Linked DNA regions of Homo sapiens: region 1 is linked to region 2. A link is a contact called in ENCODE Hi-C or POLR2A ChIA-PET data. All regions are on one chromosome and are shown on one strand. The core of a region is the stretch at or near the end of the contact, and the rest is flanking DNA. Distances in the headings are between cores, read along the strand shown.

The links. Hi-C counts contacts between places; a loop is a spot of excess contacts on that map. ChIA-PET counts read pairs that join two places held with the same protein, here RNA polymerase II (POLR2A). Pooled maps may share reads with other maps.
Region 1: a map of PC-9 shows a loop between it and region 2 (8-fold over the local background). The contact joins the promoter of PIP5K1A here to the promoter of CGN in region 2. A Hi-C loop is called at or near these places in 3 of 168 maps with a recorded cell type or tissue (Caco-2, Calu3 and PC-9), 1 of 37 single-sample maps with no recorded cell type and 10 of 50 pooled maps. POLR2A ChIA-PET finds 5 or more read pairs at or near these places in 4 of 52 experiments (Caco-2, H1, activated CD4-positive, alpha-beta T cell and 1 more).

What each region holds. Positions count from the first base shown.
Region 1 is chr1:151,193,437-151,199,947 of GRCh38, forward strand. It overlaps PIP5K1A (phosphatidylinositol-4-phosphate 5-kinase type 1 alpha), which reads left to right and starts at 5,116. Exons shown (of 16, transcript NM_001135638.2): 1 at 5,116-5,645. The coding sequence starts at 5,561. It overlaps LOC124904419 (a long non-coding RNA gene), which reads right to left and starts at 5,089. Exons shown (of 2, transcript XR_007066620.1): 1 at 5,015-5,089; 2 at 4,671-4,904. RefSeq lists enhancers at 5,214-5,413, 5,514-5,593.
Region 2 is chr1:151,509,966-151,515,566 of GRCh38, forward strand. CGN (cingulin) reads left to right here and starts at 1,422. Exons shown (of 21, transcript NM_020770.3): 1 at 1,422-1,550. RefSeq lists enhancers at 499-1,075, 1,076-1,651, 1,803-1,942, 2,805-3,381, 3,382-3,957 and a silencer at 1,073-1,472.

The DNA.
Region 1 (6,511 bases), core at 3,866-6,365, 310 kb before region 2:
TTTAGCTGTATGACTTTGGACAAGTTGCTTTACTTCTCTGAATCTCAGTTTTCTCATCTGCAAAGTGGGACTGATAATAATACCTATCTTTTAAGGTCGTAGAAGATTAAGAGATATAATTATTGGCCAGGTGCCATGGCTCACGCCTATAATCCCAGTACTTTGGGAGGCCGAGGCGGGTAGATCACAAGGTCAGTAGTTCGAGACCAGCGTGGCCAGTATGGTGAAACCCCATCTCTACTGAAAATATAAAAATTACCCAGGCATGGTGGCGGGTGCCTGTAGTCCCAGCTAGTCGAGAGGCTGAGGCAGGAGAATAGCTTGAACCCAGGAGACGGAGGTTGCAGTGAGCCAAGATAGCACCACTGCACTCCAGCCCGGGCGACAGAGCCACATTCTGTCTCAAAAAAAAAAAAAAAAAAAAAAAAAGACAGAGAGAGATAATTCTTGTCAACTGCTTAGCACAGTGTTTAGTAAGTGCATAGTAAATGTGTAGTAGGTGGTAACTACTACATGGCATTCAGTATTCAGATCCTTCATAATTTAGCCTCTCCCTGTCCTTCTAGTCACACCTCCTGCGACATCACTACTCCAGCATCTCTCCCCTAACACCCAATTCTCTGTCATGCCTCTATGCCTTTCTTTCTCCTTAGAATCCCTTTCCTTTCTTTTCTAATTTTATGGGAGAGTGGAGTCTTCCTGAACACCCATTCCTCTCTTTCCAGGCACAATTCATATAACTATGGAGATGATGTCTTCTGTAGTCTCTGGAATAGTTCCAATCTCAAATATTGTCTGTTGTAAAGACTGTTCTCATTTTTTATTCTGAAAATATGGTTATCAAACCATAGCACTTACACAAACTTTATGATGGCACCTATTACATTGTATTCTAATGATTCACATGTCTGTTCCCCTCATTAGTCTGTGATCTTTTTGAGGGCAGGGGCTTAATCTTTTCCTTTTTTTAATTAAAAAAAATTGTTTTGGAGACATGGTTTTGCTCTGTCGCCCAGGCTGGAGAGTAGTGGTGCAATTTTAGCTTACTGCAGCCTTGACCTCCTGGGCTCAAGTGATCCACCCATCTCAGTTTCCTTAGTAGCTGTGACTACAGGTGCGCACCACCACGCTCAGCGAATTTTTGTATTTTTTGTAGAGATAGGATTTTTGCCATGTTGCCCAGGCTAGTCTTGAACCCCTGGGCTCAAGCAATCTGCCTGCCTCAGCTCCCAAAGTGTTGGGATTACAGGAGTGAGCCATCCTGCCTGATGATGGGCTTAATGGTCATCTGTGTATTCCAGGAACTCTAATAGTGCCTGGGACGTAGCTTGGGCTAAATAATGTTAATTGAGTGAATTAATTAATGAATGATTAATTGAATAAATAGCCCATCCTCTTATTGTAGAATCCTTTCCTTGCTCTTGCCAGTCCCCATCACTTCATTCTAATCTTAGAAACTTTTCTGGCCGGGCGCAGTAGCTCATACCTGTAATCCCAGCACTTAGGGAGGCCGAGGCAGGCAGATCACGAGGTCAAGAGATCGAGACCATCCTGGCTAACACAGTGAAACCCTGTCTCTACTAAAGATACAAAAAATTAGCCGGACGTGGTGGTTTGTGCCTGTAATCCCAGCTACTTGGGAGGCTGATGCAGGAGAATCGCTTGAACCCGGGAGGCGGAAGTTGCAGCGAGCCAAGATCGCGCCACTGCACTCTAGCCTGGGCGACAGAGGGAGACTCTGTCTCAAAAAAAAAACAATAATAAAATAAATAAATAAATAAAATAAAGAAACTGTTCTAAGATATGAATGACACTTTAATAAAGGTGTGGGTGTGTACTCACATGTACTGAAGTCTGTACCTGTGGCCCTACTTTGAGGTCATCAGATTGTACCCCCTTTCCCAAAGTATGTATTGGTGAACTCCCTTTTCTGTTTCCTTGGGGCACTAAGCCAACATGTCCTGCTCTGCCCCTGTTTCCACACCCTGCCACGTCACCACAGTTCTACTATGCCAGGAATGTTACCGGGGAGGAGTGGTTCCATGACTCAGAGGACACCCCAGGTACTGAGTGGGAGTGGGGGCGCCCCAGGGACTGAGTGGGAGTTGGTGAAATTAAAAATAAAAATAGTACTTGATGAAAATAAAAATTAAAAATATAAAAAATTAGCTGGGCGTGGTGGTGCATGCCTGTAGTCCCAGCTACTCGGGAGGCTGAGGCAGGAGAATCGCTTGAACCCGGGAGGTGGAGGTTGCAGTAAGCCAAGCGCCACTGCACTCCAGCCTGGGTGACAGAGCCAGACTCTGTCTCAAAAATAAAATAAAATGGAATTCACAGATTAGCTCACAGGGAGAAGATTCCTCTGTTTGACTGCGTTGGTCATTCTGGGATTTATTAGTCTGTTTCCAATTTTAAAATCAGAAACAGCTTTACATCAACACCAGCCGATTTTTTTTTTTTTTTTTTTTTTTTTTTTGAGACGGAGTCTCGCTCTGTCGCCCAGGCTGCAGTGCAGTGGCACGATCTCGGCTCAGTGCAAGCTCCGCCTCCCAGGTTCATGCCATTCTCCTGCCTCAGCCTCCCGAGTAGCTGGGGCTACTACAGGCGCCGGCCAACTCACCCGGCTAATTTTTTGTATTTTTAGTAAAGACGGGGTTTCACTGTGTTAGCCAGGATGGTCTCGATCTCCTGACCTCGTGATCCGCCCGCCTCGGCCTCCCAAAGTGCTGGGATTACAGGCGTGAGCCACCGCGTCCGGCTACACTATCCGATTTCTAAAGTAACTCAGGAAATGGTAGCAATCCTATGCCTTTTCGGAAAACAAGGATAATTTATTCAACAAATATTTATTTATTGAATACCTATGAGCCAAATCCTGTGCTCAGTGTGCCCCTCACTAGTTCCTGTCCTGTTTAGTTGAGTGGAGGGTATAGGTACAGGGAATTATAAAATACTTCAACACAACAAAATTCCACTGCTGTGGAATTACAAACAAGATTTTGTCTACTTTCGGTGCCCAAAGGAAGACGAATAATCCAGCAGGTGGCAGCAGGGAAACAATTATCTTAGATCTTCATAAGGGAGGAGTAGAAGGCTGCAGTAAATGCATGGGGATTTTTTTTTTTTTTTTTTTTTGAGTTGGAGTTTCGCTCTTGTTGCCCAGGCTGGAGTGCAAAGGCGCCATCTCGGCTCACCGAAACGTCTGCCTCCCAGGTTCAATCAATTCTCCTGCCTCAGCCTCCGGCGTAGCGAGTAGCTGGGATTACAGGAATGCTCCACTACGCCTGGGTAATTTTGTATTTTTAGTAGAGACGGCGTTTCTCCATGTTGGTCAGGCTGGTCTTGAACTCCCGACCTCAGGTGATCCGCCCGCCTCGGCCTCCCAAAGTGCTGGGCTTACAGGCGTGAGCCACTGCGCCCGGCCTTTTTTTTTTTTTTTTTGAGACTGAGTTTCGCTCTCGTTGCCCAGGCTGGAGTGCAATGGCGCGATCTTGGCTCACTGCAACCTCTGCCTCCTGGGTTCAAGCGATTCTCCTGCCTCAGCCTCCCGAGTAGCAGGGATTACAGGCACCCGCCACCACGCCCAGCTAATTTTTTGTATTTTTAGTAGAGACGCGGTTTCACTATGTTGGCCAGGCTTGTCTCGTACTCCTGAGCTCAGATGATCCACCTACCTCGGCCTCCCAAAGTGCTGGAATTTCAGGCGTGAGCCACGGCGCCCGGCCTGCATGGGGATATTCTATGGATGTTCGGGTCCTAGGTTACTTTATGAGGACCCACAAGACATCTGGAAAGAGGATAACCAGGTCATTCTGGGGGTTACAAAACCTGTTTTTTTTGTTTGTTTGTTTTGTTTTGTTTTGAGACAGTTTCGCTCTGTCGTCCAGGCTAGAGTGCAGTGGCGCGATCTCCGCTCACTGCAAGCTCCGCCTCCCAGGTTCATGCCATTCTCCTGCCCCAGGCTCCCGAGTAGCCTGGGACTACAGGCGCCCGCCACCACGCCCGGCTAATTTTTTGTATTTTTAGTAGAGACGGGGTTTCACCGTGTTAGCCAGGATGGTCTCGATCTCCTGGCCTCGTGATCCACCCGCCTCGGCCTCCCAGAGTGCTGGGATTACAGGCGTGAGCCACCGCGCCCGGCCACAAAACCTGTTTTAATGGAGTTATTTCATGGGCCATGAGTTTGAGAGGATCTATCTGACCGACTCTTACCCCGAATGTTTTACCATTCCTCTTTATTTATTCATTCCACAGATAATTATGGAGCCCCTACTATGTACGAAGTCACTGGAGGAGCTGGAGATACAAGAGTGAACCAAACACAGTCCTTGCTCCCCAGAAGTTTTACAGTCTGCTCAGAGAGACTGGTCTTCCCACCAGGGTTCATAGCCTACGGGGTACTTTGTTAAAAACGAGCAGTTACTACGAAGACTACAATGGGAGAAATTTTTCTGTGTATCTCCATGCCCTTTGGAGCACAGATAATTGACAGTTGGAGGCTAAAGGGGTTGGGTCGCGGGAAGGTTGTGATAAGTCCCTGATAGCCTCCCGTGCCCTTTTTTGACAGGTCTTCACTGATTCATGCATCAAATATTTACTGAACTCCGTCACTGTGCAGTGCCTAACTTTGTGCTTGAGGCAAACAAAACACAGATCTATTTCGAATGCCATTCCGAGGAAGGTAAGACATGCACGCACGTTTAATCAAATAGTAAACAAGAGTAGTAAAACAGGAAAAAGACTAAGAAGAGTTCTTGGTGGTATTAAATGTTTTGTGATATTCGACACCTTAACGTCTCTGACTTGACACCAGTACTCCCGCAGAGAGTTCTTTCCTGGGTTAGGAATTTCAGAGGACTTGGCGGACCGACTCTTGTCCCGAGTTCAGATCACTCGACCCAGTCCTAGCAAAGAACTGAACCTAAGAGGACCTGCCGAGCCACCGTAGGGACTGTCGGCCAACCCGCGCGCGCACATCTTCCACCCGTGGACTCGTCAGGGCGTGAGGACCCACCTCACGTGACCATTAGCAGCCTCCCGATTGGTTTTGCTCCTTTTTTCTCCCCAATGAGTGGGCTGATGCCCCGAGAAGGTCGGGCGCATGCGCAGTGCTCGGATTTTTTGCTTGGCTACCCGGAGTGAAGCGGCCGGGTTGGGCGATTAACAGGCCGTGGTTAGGAAGGACGGAGAAGGGGCGTTCGCTCCTTTGGGACTTTTCATGCCTCGTTTTTTTTTCAGATGTGGCTTGGTCTGGGCGCAAGGTCCCAGCAGCCAGCTTAAGCTTACTCTTCTGTGAAAGGGGAAAGTATCCCCTGTGGAAAGCGGTTAAACTTGTGGAGGGGGTGCGGGACGTGAGTTCTTCCCCATGCCAGGCGAATGGTGTGGCCTTGAGCTGGTCCAGGAGCCGGCTCGACGTGTCTGAGGGAGGCCCCGGAGGGGGCGGGGAGGTGGCCCACAGAACGCGGGTTCTGTAAAGAGACGTTGGGAAGATTCGATTCCGAGAAGAGGAAGAACCGGATTGAAAGAGAGCCAGGCCGCTGAGGGGGAGGGGGCTGCTAAGATGGCGTCGGCCTCCTCCGGGCCGTCGTCTTCGGTCGGTTTTTCATCCTTTGATCCCGCGGTCCCTTCCTGTACCTTGTCCTCAGGTAAGCCCGGCAGGGCGTGGGTAGGGAGCTGGTGAGGAATATGCGATGGGAGGAAGAGCGAGACCTAAGAGGGTACCTGTAGCTGGGAATGTCCTACGTGTTACCGGTAAGTGGGCGCGAGCTGGGCTTTCAAATAGGGATTTATGAGCGGGCAGGAGTTTGAGGAAAGGATAAGTTTGATTAAGAAGTTGTCGAAAACTTTGGTTGTCTTTGAGGAGGACGGATGGAGATTGAAGGTGGGGGTAGGGTGGCCCGGCGCGGTGGCTCACGCCTGTAATCTCAGCACTTTGGGAGGCCTTGGCGGGCGGATCATTTGAGGTCAGAAGTTCGAGACGAGCCTGGCCAACATAGAGAAATCTCGTCCCTACTAAAAATACAAAAATTATCCGGACAGTAGTGGCGTGCATCTGTAATCCCAGCTACTTGGGAGGCTGAGGCAGGATAATCCCTTGAGCCTGGGAGGCAGAGCTTGCGGTGAGCCGAGATTGGGCCACTGCTCTCCAGTCTGGGCGAGAGAGTGAGACCCTGTCTCAAAAAAAAAAAAAAAGAAGTTGCGGTAGGAAACAAGAGAAACGGAAGGGAGTAGAGAAACTAAGAAAGTAAATGGAGGCCTAAGAAGTAGAGAGAACTACTTAGTGTGAGAGGCAGGTGGAATCTAAGTTGATTGTGGGCTAATTGGATGAAAATGTTGAAGAGAAGCCATGGGACTTAAAAGATATCGAAAAGTTATTGGACGCTTTCGATTTCTGGAGAGGTAGGGAATCGTGAATTTTGTTGGGTGGGCGGGAGTTGTTGAAGCCATCTTTTCCCTCAGATACTCCCCCCTAATGTGTCACCCCTTCTCACTTCGCACCCCCACCCTTAGG
Region 2 (5,601 bases), core at 172-2,671:
GCACAATAAAAGAAAAATAAGAAAAAATTTTTTAAAAAAAAGTCTTTTAAAAGCCACCCAGTGTTCAGGAGGTGCGCTCCTGGAAGGACATTTCCTCTTCTGTCCCCACCCCCACTACATGTTTTTTGCTGTTCCTCCCCAGGGAACAGGCCGGTTTGATGGCCCTAATCCTTATATACAGCTTGCTCTGGAATGCAGAGACTTTGCATCCCAGCTGAGGAGCTGGTAAGTGGACTTTACTCTGTAGGACCCACACCTAGCTTTTGAAGGCTTGGGGAGGGGCGGAAACCAGCTCCCGAGAATACACCGGAATCTGTGCTGCATCGAAGATTCCTCTTCTACTCCAATAGATACAGGGTAAATATTTGTTGTAACTAAATGAGAACAAAATCCGGAGCCCAGCAACGTAAACGAAGTCAATCTCTTTTTTACATATCTCAACGGTTAACAGCTAGGATGCCAGCTTTAATGTTGTTTTAACTGCAGCTGGTATGAGCGGTCCTGCAGTTTGCAGAGCCCCTAGTTTTTACTCTTTTCTAGGAACTGGGATCAGCATCCCTACTTTTTGAGAGGCTAACTCTGAGGTAAATTTACAACTGAGTCCCTTTCAGTTTAGAACGAAGGTCATTCCTATTTTGGTAAATTTGCGTCCCCGGTTTCCATTCATTCAGTCAACAAATATTTATTAAGCATGTAGTATGTACCAGTCCCTGTTGTAGGCGTTTGGGGTGAAGCAAGGCACAGAACAAGAGATCCTTGCTCTGGTGAAGCTTATCGTAGGACGGGAGGCAAAATGATGAAAATGATTTTTAAAATTATGTTATTAACTAGAAGGTGATAAATATTACATAGAAAAAGATGTCAGGCTGCAAAATGATTGCGGAGGCCACAAGATAAAAGAGAATCCAAGATCAGGGTTCTGGTTCGGGTCAGGGAAAAGGGAGACGAGCTGAGGTGCAGGAGGCTCTGACGTCGGGGGACAACGGAGATATTTTCTGCAGAAAGTGACGAAAGAGCATTCTGGTTCCTGCAGAGGTAGGTGAAGGACAGAAAGGGCCCTGGCCGGCGATTCCCTTGGAGTAAACGGGAGGCAGGAGGCTGTTTTCTAGCAGAGCCCAGAAGATGCTCTGGCCGACGGCTCCCGGGATCTTGGCCGGCGGTCACTCGCGACCATCCGCGACGCCCCCAAAATGGCCTCCGCGCCCCTCGCCGCCCCGCCCCGACGCTCCGCAGCCCGTGGGTCCACGTGACCTGGCCCGCCCTTCGCGGCTGGAGACCCCGGGTCCCGGTCCCCGCACCGGAGGCCCCGCCCCCTACGGGAAGCGGACCAACCGGAGCGGGGAAAGGCGGGGCGGGCACTGACGGCCCGCGGGGGTGGAGCTCCGCAGCGGAGTAACAGGTTGGTGGGAGGGAGAGAAAGGAGGGAGCTCCGAGGACGAGGGGGAGGGCCGGAGCTGCGCGTGCTGCTTTGCCCGAGCCCGAGCCCGAGCCCGAGCCCGAGCCCGAGCCCGAGCCCGAACGCAAGCCTGGGAGCGCGGAGCCCGGCTAGGGTGAGTGGACCCGGTGCGGGCCAGGGCACCCGAGAGGAAAGCGAGCCTTCAGGGGTACCTTTGAGGGGCAGGCATCGAGGCGGTGTGAGATGCCCCTCTCCAGGGCACCGGTGCCGAGTGGGAGACGGGAGGAGGGGAGATTGGGGCGGGGTGGGGTACTGATTAAGAGCCGACCCCTACCCTGAGGTGCCAGATGCAGGTGGCTAGGAAGGTGCCAGGCGAGGGGCACCTGGGGCGAAGGCTGTTCCCAGCGCATGAAAGCGTTTCAGCGCCAGATGTCTCTGGAGGTCAGACGCCAGCCCTAGGGGCAGAATTTCTCTTGGAGACAGCGGTGGCGCGGGGAAGGAGTTAGTTCCAGCTGAGTCGGGAACTGCTGCTGCCTGAGGTGCAGACTCGCCAGGGGAGGGCATCTGCAGGTGCTGCTCGCCTGAGGGTCTTTCCTGCGTCCTGCGGTCTCAGCTGGCCGTTGTCAGCACCCTGGTGGCTTTGAGATGACTCTGAGGTGTGGGATTTTTTCCCCAGCCCTTCACCTCCGGCCGAAGGCAGTTGCGAATCAGAGACACTGAGGGGCAGATGAGAGGGCACCCTCATCTCTTCACCAGGTGTACAACCATTAGGCTTTCACTTTGTGTCCTTTGCTTTCGTGCCAGGGAGAATCGTTCCTTCTTCCTCTTGAGAGAGAGAGAGAGTACTCCCCAAGAGAGGGATATGAGGAAGCAAAGAGCCCTGCCTGGTCCTGCAAAATATTGATAAATATTAATACTTATTTCTCAGGAGGCCCCTTTCTGGGGGCGGATGTCAAACCCTTTCTCCAAGTACCCACATATTTTTTCTGTGGTTCTAGATGGGGACCATTGGATGAGGTTTGGGAGCCCAACCAATTTCCTTGATGTCTGGAGGAATCCCCATTACTCCCTGAACGCCCTCCAGGCATCCCTGACTCCTGAACTGCGGTGGCTGTCAGAATGGCAGCAGGCACTATTGGGGCAGGAAATAGGCAGGACTCATCAGGAGACCACGAGACTAGGGAAATTACAACTCCAAATCCCCAGGACAGATGAAAGGTGCACCTTGGGGCCCAGACAAGACTGGAGGCAAATTTCTTTGCCTTAGGCAGGTAAAGGAACTAGAGTCAACCTTAGCTTGGCCCCTTTGAAGCCCTGCCTGAGGAAGGTTGTTGTAATTGGGAAATAATTAGCAACCGCTATGTTTGTAGATGGGCTGCCTACACATGCCTATGCATCTCTTCTTTCATCCTGGATGTTTGGGAGTCTGGGGGCTGGCTCTGGGGGACTGCTAATCCAGAGATTTGCCCGACTCTAAGAGGATTCTGGCTTCCTAGAACCCTTCCTGTGTTTCCCAGGCTGGCCTGCATGCCATTCCCCTTGTGGGAGGTGATGGGGGTGTAGGGCTCTTCTCTTTGTGCCAGGGAGGGGCGGACTGAGGACCAGGGAGGTGGCCAAAGCAAGTGTGGGATCAGGAATGCAACTTTGGGAACCTCAAAGGGAGGGGTGGAGGGAGACAAAGTCTCCCTGTCACATACTGGCCTGTCACCAGGTTCCTGTTCATCTGCTCCTCCTGCCTGTTCCCTCCCTGCCCTCTGTCCTCTCCTTCAGAGCTTTGGCTTTGCCATCAAGGCTGGAGAGCCCCTGCCTGTGGTCTTGCCCCTCTGCCTCCTCCGTGGTGTGGAATTTCTCTGGTCTGCTTTACAAGCTGCCAGTGTAGTTTCCCCGGCCCTCCCCTTCCCCTTGCCTCTCAAACCAGTCCAGCCAGTTTGCAGGGGCCCAGTTCCTCATTGTGTTTTTTTCCCTACTGGCCAAGCAGCTGTAGCCTGGCTCTCAGGTTTCTGCTCTTTCAGCGGACCTGGGCAGGAGTCCACTTGGGGGATTCTTTTTGGATCCACGGGGAACCTTCTTATCTCTAACTATGAGAAAAAGGGTGCCAAATCATCAAGGTCACTGAGCTGTCCTTTTCTATTTCGACCATTTGCTTTCCTTGTTTCCTCTGAGGGGATTCTAATCTCTATACCTCAAGTTCTCCCGTTTTCTAAATCTGCCAATTATTTAGCATCAAGCATATTGCCTGGCCCTATGTGAATCAGTCCTTCCTCCACACACCCGAAACCACCCCACCCCCACTTCCTGCCAGAAGTCCAGATACCCTGTCACTCCTAGTTGGAAACCAGATGCATATGGCTGGGCCAGAGGTGATGGAATTGGGGCAGGGCAGGCTAATGAGTAACTCAGGGAGAAGTGGCTGTCTGGTACAGGTGTAGAGTGTTCTCCCACTCCTTGCAGGCAGGAAAGGCAGAAGCAGACAGATGCACCTGAATCAACTTGTGGTCTGGTCTCTTCCTGGAGTACAGTTGGTGAGGAGAGCCCTGGACATGTGATAGGGGAGAGAAAAGTAGGGTCAGGCATTGGTGAGGGCGCAGGCCCTGGACTCCATGTTGCCTGGCCCTTGATCACTGTTTACCTGCCTGTCTCTGGGGCTTACGCAAGGCCTCAGAGCTGCCCTGCTGCCTTGGTCCCGCCCCACTGTCCTCTGTAACCAAAGGCGGGTAGGTTTCGGGTTTTCCATGTTGAATCATTTAGAGCCCTGCTTTCTGACCCACCCCAAAGATCCCTTCAGCCCTCCTGGCCCCTGATCCACATGTCCTTGGACTGAAGGTGATTGAGGTTAGGGAGTTAACCTAACCTGGGACCTGGGGGAGTGTTCAACACTGCCTCTGAATAATTTAGTGCTGTTGCTCAAGGGTCTGTGCCCTCTGCTGGGCCTAGGCTGGGAACTCCTTGACCTGGATCTGGAAGATCAGTAGATGTACTGACAGGGTAGACTGCATCATGAATAAATCATATGGCTTCTGAGAGCTGGCAATCTAGGCACTTCTGGTTCTAAGATCATGACTACATAGGGCAGCAAGTCTGGACCAGGAGGAGGTCCTGTTGCTAAGAGGTCCTGTTACTGAGGCAAAGTAGATTTGTCCTGGGCAAATCTCCCCACTGCTGTGCAAGTGGGCTTTAGTTCAGGATACAGCCTTTAACAAATATTTGTTGACATCTACCACGTGTCCAAACACCTGGGGACACAGTGGTTAGCTGCTAGCCATGGTCTTTGCCCTCCAGGAGCTTATTATCTCGTAGGGGAGACAGACAGGAAATAATTACTCCAATAAATGTATAAATATAAACTGGAGTAAACCTGCTGAAGGACAACTATAGAGCGTATAACGTGGATCTGACCTGGTTTGTGGGAGGCTGATTTGTGAGAACTGACCTTGTTTGTGGGAGTGGTGGTCAGGGAAGGCTTCTCTGAAGAAGTGACATCTTTCTATGAACCAGGTGAAGCCAAAAGTGCCTGTTGGACAAAGTAGCATGTGTGAAGGATGATATTTGTTGTCAGCTTTGTGATAGTCACATGCTAAATGTTTTCATGTTTAATATCTTGTTTTTCTCTCCTTTTTATTAAATTAGAACCCAAGTTCAATAAAGTACAAACATCTTTTTTTTTTTTTTTGAGATGGAGTCCTGCTCTGTGACCCAGGCTGGCGGATCTCGGCTCACTGCAGCCTGTGCCTCTCAGGTTTAAGCAATTCTCCTGCCTCGGCCTCCCCAGTAGCTGGGATTCCAGGCGTGCACCACCACGCACAGCTAATTTTTGTATTTTTAGTAGACGTGGGGTTTCACCATGTTGGCCGGGCTGTTATTGAACTTCTGACTTCAGGTGATCTGCCTATCTCAGCCTCCCAAAGTGTTGGGATTACAGGCATGAGCCACTGCGCCTGGCCTAAATAAAGTACAAAGATCTTAAGGGTATAACTTGGTACTTTTTTATCATTGTATATGCCCATATAATTATTTATTATCTCATTCTCACAGATAATAACCTTGTGGGGTATTATCATTATACCCATTTTACAGATGAGGAAACTGAGGCACAGAAAAGTTGTGGGTTTTTTGTTGTCGTTGTTGTTTTTGAGACAGAGTCTTACTCTATTGCCCAAGCTGGAGTGCAGTGGTGCAATTACAGCTCACTGCAGCTTCAACCTCCT